Linked DNA regions of Homo sapiens: region 2 is linked to region 1. The links are chromatin contacts, found by Hi-C or POLR2A ChIA-PET in ENCODE. All regions are on one chromosome and are shown on one strand. Each heading gives the region's core, a stretch centred on a gene start or an enhancer-like site at or near the end of the contact. The rest is flanking DNA. Distances are from core to core; before and after follow the strand shown. Region 1 has its middle 98 kb from the start of SVIL. Region 2 overlaps SVIL (supervillin).

Evidence for each region. Hi-C counts contacts between places; a loop is a spot of excess contacts on that map. ChIA-PET counts read pairs that join two places held with the same protein, here RNA polymerase II (POLR2A). Pooled maps may share reads with other maps.
Region 2: a loop to region 1 is called in a map of endothelial cell of umbilical vein, with 2.4 times the contacts of the local background. The contact joins two enhancer-like sites. A Hi-C loop is called at or near these places in 3 of 168 maps with a recorded cell type or tissue (CD14-positive monocyte, endothelial cell of umbilical vein and tibial artery) and 6 of 50 pooled maps. POLR2A ChIA-PET finds 5 or more read pairs at or near these places in 1 of 52 experiments (WTC11).

What each region holds. Positions count from the first base shown.
Region 1 is chr10:29,730,287-29,734,663 of GRCh38, forward strand. It overlaps a transcript of SVIL not described here. Among named protein-coding and RNA genes, the nearest start is that of SVIL, 98 kb to the left of the region's middle. Within about 2 kb of position 1,649, at least 7 of the 41 ENCODE cell types and tissues checked have a DNase peak (open chromatin) inside an H3K27ac peak, as active enhancers do.
Region 2 is chr10:29,551,118-29,555,265 of GRCh38, forward strand. It overlaps SVIL (supervillin), which reads right to left. Exons shown (of 38, transcript NM_021738.3): 4 at 3,934-3,991; 5 at 3,666-3,817; 6 at 1-146. The coding sequence starts at 3,941. Among named protein-coding and RNA genes, the nearest start is that of MIR604, 8.1 kb to the left of the region's middle. Within about 2 kb of position 2,899, at least 5 of the 41 ENCODE cell types and tissues checked have a DNase peak (open chromatin) inside an H3K27ac peak, as active enhancers do.

The DNA of each region.
Region 1 (4,377 bases), core at 399-2,898:
CCAGTGAGGATCACTGAAGTCAGGGCATGTACAATGAAGCTGTAGAAGAAGATGAGACTCAACCTCCAGCTTCGTATAAGTTGACCCTTCCAGTCAGAGGGGAGTGTTGAATTTTCAATCAGGAGATCTTAGTTCTAATCTTAGCGCAGGCAAGGTTCTCAACCGTGGAGCCTCAGTTTCCTCATCTCCAAGATGGAAACCCTGGGTCACCAGCCCTAAGAACCCAACGGGGTTCTTGAGCATCTCAAGTGAAAACGTCAGTAAACCAAGTGAAAACTGAAAGACTGTAAACATCTGTTATTACTGCACAAAAGGGATGAAGTAAGAGATACATGAATGTGTAAATGGAGGCCAGAAGTGGATTAAGGGCTTAGAATTGTGGGTGCAACTCAGCAACCGTGAATCATCAGGGGATCTGAAGCAACAGCAGTTTCCAGTACAAGGAACCCCTAAGATTTCGAGGAGATTTGGAGTCAGAGGGTTTTATACATGCCCAAGCAATTATGGCTTATTTTACAACCTTTTATAGAACAAAGGCGATTGAAACTCACTGAATATCCCAAAAAGGATTGTGATTGATGCTGGAGCTACTAGAGGGCCATTTATTCACAATTCACAATAATTAGGAAGGCAAGATGTTTTGGGGTGCTGGCCAGGAACTGGGAGACAAGCAGGCCTAGGTAGAGGCACAATACGAAATCTTTTTTAAGGACATGTACGTAAAATTTGATAAACCATATAACGCCTCTTCTATCTTCCTGTACCCAAGATTCTGCTCCTCGATTCTTACTGGCACATCAACTTGCTACTCTGGCTTTATTTGAGCTGACATGATTACAACACTGTTCTGAAAACAAAAAGGTGCTGCCTCTGCTCTAGCCCTCATACTTGAAGTATTTGTTTACGTCTGTTGTTTCTGAACTGCGAGTCCATCCAGGGCTGGGCCCAACCCTTATTCATCTTTATAGGTTTCCCAGGCCTGTCACACTATAAACACTCAACAGAAGATTTGCTGAATTAAATCCACTAGCCATACCACCTTGGATAAGCAACAACTTCTTATAAACTGAAGTTTTCTCATTGATTAAACAAAGGATGTGGGCAAGGTACCCTCCAGCTCCAACAAATGCAAAAACAACAGAATGTTCTGAAAACACAAAAGCACTGTCTGGAGACACATTGTAACTTTTATGCATTTCATGCAATAGAAAAATGTATAGAATTAAATCTGATTCATATGTCAATTTTTAAATAAACACTTATTTTTAGGTATTAGATCCATTCCTTTGTTAGGCAATGAAATATAAAAGCAGCCTAAGGTTTTACATATGGAAAAACTATACATGCCGGTTACCCTAAAATAACATTTATTTGGATTAAAAAAAAATGTTAATTCTGACATTTCCTTTTAAACCGCCTCCCCTGACAGACTATATCTGGAATAACATTGACATAACAGAAACAAGTAAGTCTCTTTACAATGACTACAGTTTAACAAAGGCGCCTGTCTTTTTACCTTCCTTGTTTACTGAACAAAGGCAGCAAATGTAAGTACAGTTGCCCCAGCAGCTGGCAAGTTCTCTCCCATATGCGAAGAAGTTGTGGAACAGCTGGGGAATGCAAGATGCTTTTGAACAAGCTGCTATGTGATCCAAAATAACGCCGCCTGTTCATCTTCCGTACAATGGAAGCGACGGCCCAGCGCAGGTCTGGCGCATGCCCTGCAGCGGCTTCTTTCTTTCCAGATGGAGTGCAACAAGTGGCTACAAATGGAGTGAAATGCACAAAAGCAGGGATCTTGCTCCTAACTCTTTACACGCCTCCAATTGGTTATGCACGCAGCTCATTTTCCAGTGTGGGAGAAGCTGCATATCATATCCAGATGTAAAACCTACATAATGACAATCCCTCTCTGTCCTCCTGTCCATGCACTTTCTTGAAGATAATGTTCATGGTAACTACACATCGGGTGGTGTATAATGACATTATAACGTTTCTTTATGTTGCTTTAGTCCATATCAATTGTTTAAAAGAGCAAAACCCAAATCAAGAGGTATAAAATAGCAAAAAATGATCAGATGTATTATAAGAAATTATATCCATTATATATACTATATACATATAGATACAATATACGATTTTATATTTCTTGCATGTATATACAATATAGAGTATATTTGCTCATTTGAAAAACTTTCAAGTTTTTTTAACATATGAAATAGCTATACTGGTTGCTCATTAATTGTTCAGTTTAACTGACCTATGCTTCATGCTGTCATCTAAAAGTTAGTTTAGCAATTTTCAGATCATACATAGTTGACCATGTTTAAGGAAATATTTTTGAAATGTTATGTCTCAAACTCTCCTTCCTCTTCTATCAACTTGGTGGTTCACCTTTAAACAGACTATCAGAAAATACTACATTTTCCAAGGAAATGGTCCCTCTTCCCAGGATTAGGCCAGCACCATTTTCACAGAAGCAGATACATTTCTTTAGTGCCATTGATGGCTAGTGAATGAGAAAGGAGAATACATATTTCCTTTTCACCAGTTCATTTGGTTTGGGTTTTTGTTTTTTTTTTTTTAATTCCTACCATCTTGGCCATTAGAATACTGGGCTTTAAATTTAAGAGAAAGGGAAATGGCTGAAAGGCCCACCACAAAATTACACAGTGGCAAAACCAGGAGAAAAGCTCTACAGTTCTGGAGCTCCTTGTAAACTCCTTGGGCGACTGGACCAAGTTTTCCATCACTACCAACCTTTCCCTAGCCCCAACTTGCTGAGAGAAGGAGGAATCACTAACTGTACTATATTGCCATATTCACTAAGAACAGTCAGTTCAGGGCAACTAAGAACTACTTTACCTCTCTGGATGAGGGGAGGAAGGGAAGGATTCTGTTCTTAAACATCATCATTATTAGTTAACATTTGTTGAATAGCAACTATGTGCTAGGCACTGTGCCGAGTATCTCATGAATTATCTAATTTAGTCCTCATGGTTTGAAACCAGGAGGCACTATTATTATTCCTAGCTTGTTTTGTTTAGTTTTTTTACAGACAGCTGTCTAGCTCTGTTGCCCAGGCTGGAGTGCAGTGATGCGATCATAGCTCACTGCAGGCTCGAACTCTTGGGCTCAAGCGATCCTCCCACCTCAGCATCCCAAGTAGCTAAGACCACAGGTAATTTTTAAATATTTTGTAGAAACAGGGTCTCACTATGTTGTCCAGGCTGGTCTCAAACTCCTGGCCCCAAGCCATCCTCCCACCTCGGCCTCCCAAAGCCTTGGTACTACATGTGTGAGGCACGGCACCTGGCCTTTGATTTATGTTTTAAGAGAAGAAAGTGAAGCTCAGAGGCTAGGCAAATTGTCCAAGGCTGCAGACCTCTAAATGGTGAAGGCAGCAACCGAACCCAGCCATTCTTCCCAGACTTTCCAGGCTTGCCCTCATCAGCGTGCCTGGCTGCCTCTACCTAGGACGTTCCAAGTCCCTGACTGTCACGCCAGAGTTGCAAACATCTTTCTTGAAGGCAATACATTTTAAGTACATTCAGGACAATGCCAAAGTCCTATTTTGTAAACTTGAGCTCAAATGTTGTATAAAAGTTGTGGATACAACCATATCCTTGGATCCCTCAAAGAAATTCTGAGGTTTTAACTTATCAGTCAGTAAGGTGGGCCATTATTTCCAAAGCATACTTCACTCAATTTTAAACGCACATTCAGCACAGTGGCAAAGTCACACACAGCTTAAACAAGGTGGGAACTGCAGCTCCTTGCAAAAGAAAAGGCAAACAGAGCTCCGTGCTGTGTAGAATTCCTGACTCCAGGCCCACCTGCCTGATGAAACACTGCAAAAAGCAAAGGACAGCTATTTCCACCTCTCTTTGGAACTGTCATAATTCTAAAGGTTTGGGGAGGAAACCTTAGTTCTCTTCATATACATTAAGTTTTAAATATGAGTTGGTTTAGCTATGGCACTGGCATTAACACAAGCCAGAGATAGGTGGAAAGTCCATCAAGCCCTATAGCCTAGCATAATCAAACCTGAACCCCGGGGTACAGCACACACCCAGCAGTCCATAAAGCGCTCTTCAGTAACCGACTTTGTCAAAAATAAAAAAATAACCTGGAAGAATAAACAGTCCTCTTTGGAACAGGGCAGACTCTTGGATCTGTTAACCTCTTTAAGCCTCAGTTTCCTCATCTGTGAAACAGAAATAACCTCCTGGGAAGAGGTTGTAAGGTTTAAAGAGAAAATGAAGAGCCTTCCACATTGTGTAGGGGAGAGTCCCTGGTCCATTAGCCCTTCATAAAAACCAGTGCCTGCCCTTTCCTTCCAACAGAAGAAGGGGGTGGAGGCAGATAAGACAAGAC
Region 2 (4,148 bases), core at 1,649-4,148, 180 kb before region 1:
GGCTTTGGACTCCAGACTGTGGGTGTCCATGGTACCCGAACCATAGGGTGAGTCACCGTGGACACCGGAGGTTTCTGTGCAGTATTTGGATCGAGTTTGCTTTTCTAGAGAAGAATCAGAAGTTTCCTCCTCTTCATTTGATCGGCCTACAAGAAGGTCACATGGATGAGAGGTGCAGATTTCAAGTAAAGACATGTATTTACACACAGAATGACACTCTACTGCACACAGCACACACCTGGGTGCCCATGCTGTGAAGGACCAGTTTCTCACCGAGGTGTGTTTGCCTAAACTGATTATTTACCTGGGCTGTTGAAGAAGTCTGAGATCGGCAGTGAAATCTACAAAGGCTGTGAATGGTGCACGTTCTGCAAGCCCCGTAAGGCGTGGCTTTAACTTCAGCTCAGCCCCTTCACTCCCCAGAGCGCCTCAGTCTTTGTTCAGTGCTTATTTCCCCTTACTGATTTACCCTTTTTTGTGGAGTTCAGTATTTCACGTGGGAGGCCATAGGATGAGTTGGGTCCTCTGGGAAAGACAGCAGACAAGTGAGCTGCCGTCATTGGACAAGTGATGGATGCTGGTTTCCGGGGATCTGAGAGTAACCATAACGATATGGCCCATATCATTATTCACCAGGCTTTTCTTTTTTACAGAAGTGTTTTTTTTCCCCAGTTATAACACACATGCCTGGTGTAGGAAATATCTAATATGAGCCTGGCATAGTGGCTCACACCTGTAATCCCAGCGCTTTGGGAAACTGAGGTGGGAGGGTGGCTGGAGGCCAGGAGTTCGAGACCAGCCTGGGTAACATAGTGAGACCCTGCCTCTACAAAAATTATTTTAAAAATTAGCTGGGCATGATGGCACATGTCCATGGTGCCAGCTACTCAGGAGGCTGAGGTGGGCAGATAGCTTCAGCCCAGGAGTTCAAGGCTGCAGTAAGCTATGATCGATCATGCCACTGAACTCTAACCTGAGCAAGAGAGCAAGACCTTGTCTCAAAAAACAAAACAAAAAAAAAAACCTATCAATCATCACCCTACAAACTAATAACATTTTTATATATTCCTTCTAGTTAATATAATTTTTTCTTTATAAAATAGTTAGTTATTAATGTTCTATAAAAATATTTTCCGTATTCTATAAAAATGTTTTCCCAGCTGGCTCACAACTGTAATCCTAGCACTTTGGGAGGCTGAGGCAGGCGGATCACGAAGCAGGCAGATCACGAGGTCAGGAGTTCGAGACCAGCCTGACCAACACGGTGTAACCCCGTCTCTACTAAAAATGCAAAAATTAGCCAGGCATGGTGGTGCGTGCTTGTAATTCCAGCTACTCAGGAGGCTGAGGCAGGAGAATCACTTGAACCCGGGAGGCAGAGGTTGCAGTGAGCCGAGATCATGCCACTGCCCTCCAGCCTGGGCAACAAAGTGAGACTCTGTCTCAAAAAAAAAAAAAAAAAAAATTCCCATATTTGGAAATCTATTTTGAAGATATCATTTAAGGGTCCTAACAGTCTATCTAACAGGCATTCCATTATTACCTTAACCCTTCCCATACGGCCTTTTTCATTCCACCTGAATTAAATATTCATGTATCTTTTCCATTATTTTCTTTAAACTAAACAGGTGAGTAACTGGAACTAATTTTGGAGTTTGGTATGAATTGAGAAGAGAGATATGCCTCTTCCCACCCTCTGGCAAACCCATTTTTTTCATTATGATTTTATTAAATAATTCCTCCTTTTCTCACTACTATGTGAAGCTTAAACTTCACATATACTACACAGATTACCATTTCGGGTACACTACGGTTTATTTCTGGCTATAAATTTTGGGACTCTGATCTGTGTATTGATATTTCAAGCGTGTAATTACTTTTTAAGAGGTGGAGTCTGGCCGTGTTGTCCAGGCTAATCTTGCACTCCTGAGCTCCAGCTATTCTCCTGCCTCAGCCTCCCAAAGTGCTGGAATTACTGGTGTTGAGCCACCAAGCCCAGCCTTTTTTTTTTTTTTTTCAATAATTGCATGTGATTTTAAAATATCTTAGTTTTCTAGCTTTCTGGCCACAGGAAATTGGAAACTGTAGAGACAAGCAAACTGATAACATCATAAAATGAGATCAACAGCTGTCTCTGAGCTAGAAACTAGAAAACACTGGCTATAAAAAGCAGCAGCATGGCCGGGCACAGTGGCTCACGCTTGTAATCACAGCACTTTGGGTGGCCGAGGCAGGCGGATCACCTGAGGTCAGGAGTTCGAGACCAGCCTCGCCAACATGGTGAAACCTCATCTGTACTAAAAATACAAAAAAATTAGCCCGGTATGGTGGCGGGCACCTGTAATCCCAGCTACTCCAGAGGCTGAGGCAGGAGAATCGCTTAAACCTGGGAGGTGGAGGCTGCAGTGAGCCAAGATCTTGCCATCGCACTCCAGCCTGGGCGACAAGAGCAAAACTCCATCTCCAAAAATAAAATACAATTAAATAAAAAAAATAAAAAGCAGCAGCACAGCTCCTCAGAGCCAGGGACTGTGGTGGGAAGAGCAGCCCTGCGTGCATTCTCCTCTCCTAAGGTCAAGTTGAATATTTGATGACAACAATGACTGAGTGATTAGGGAAAAGCTGAGTCACGTGCACTCAACATACTGTTTAATATGAAATAAATATGCAACGTATTTAAAATTATCTACATTAAGATAACTTAGATAGAAAGTTTTCTTGCATCTCCAGAGTAAGAACCGTACTCATTCAAGGTGCAGCTTTGACTCTAGCGCTCCCTGCTGAGAGCAGCCGCTCCCTGTACTGGGGTAGAACCTTGAGAGGCCCCTATCTTAGAGCACAGATCCTGTGCTGGGCCCTGAGGGTGAAGAAAGACACAGCTTCTGCCTTTGAGGGCCCCAGTCTAGGGAGGAAAATGACTGGCCTCCGTTACCCAACAATGTGCGAGGGGAATCATTTCATACTGCTGTGACATGGAAGGCCAGATCCGTGAGGCGGGGCAGAGATGACATACATGTTGTTGCTGTTTTTAGCAAATCTATTTAATAGCCAGGCATGGTGGCACGCGCTCATAGTCCCAGGTACTTGGGAGGCTGAGGTGGGAGGATCACTTGACCTTGGGAGGTTGAGGCTTCAGTGAGCTTATCAGGCCACTGCACTCCAGCCTAGGTGACAGAGTGAGACTCTGTCTCTAAAAAAAATAAAAATAAAAATAAACAAAAAACAAATACATTTAACAAAAAATTAGGCCAAGTCCACTGGCTCACGCTTGTATTTTCAGCACTTTGGAAGGCCAAGGTGGGAGGATCACTAAAAGCCAGAAGTTCGAGACCAGCCTGGGCAACAGTGAGACTCTGTCTCTACAAAAATGTTTAAAAAAAAAAATTAGCCTGGTGTGGTGGTGTAAGCCTGTAGTCCCAGCAACTCAGGAGGCTGGGGCGGGAGAACCCTTGAGCTTGAGCCCAGGAGTTAAGGCTGCAGCGAGCTATGATCATACTCCTGCATTCCAGCCTGTGTGACAGAGTGAAACCTTGTGCTAAAAAAATTATATCCACACAATTCACTTCTGTGGAATATCTCATGTTCTGATACCACTGGGTGGAAAGGGCAACTCGTAACCAGCCAGGCAGCCTGCTGGAAAATGGGCCACCCAGCTCCACGCTCACCGATGTGGGGGCTGGCAGGGTCGCTGGCTCTCATGTATCGAGGGGTGTCTTCCTCCAGCAGGCGGTGAGTCACCAATCCTGTGCAGCTCTGCAAGAGGATGGGCTGAGTGTCATTTTCAATCCCTTCCAGGCGCCTGGCAATTCTTTCTTTTCTGTGAAATACACCACAAGAGGCAGAGTGAGCAACAGCGATCGAATCTAAAGGAAAATGGAATACTGCTTTGCCAAGCTCTCTTCTACTTCCTAACTCCCACTATAAAGATCTTACCTTTTCATTTCTAAGAATTCTTTCTTCTTTGGTTCAAAGATTTGTCTTAATTCTGCAACTGGAAGAAAACCAAAAAAGAACAAAATATAGTATTTAGTAGTCGTGCGCTCATTTTATTCACTCATGCAACGTGTTTATTGAACTGCAAATTTCAGTTCTTGATTCCTATGTCACAGTGACATGCAAAACTGACCAAGTTCCTGCTTTCTTGGAAA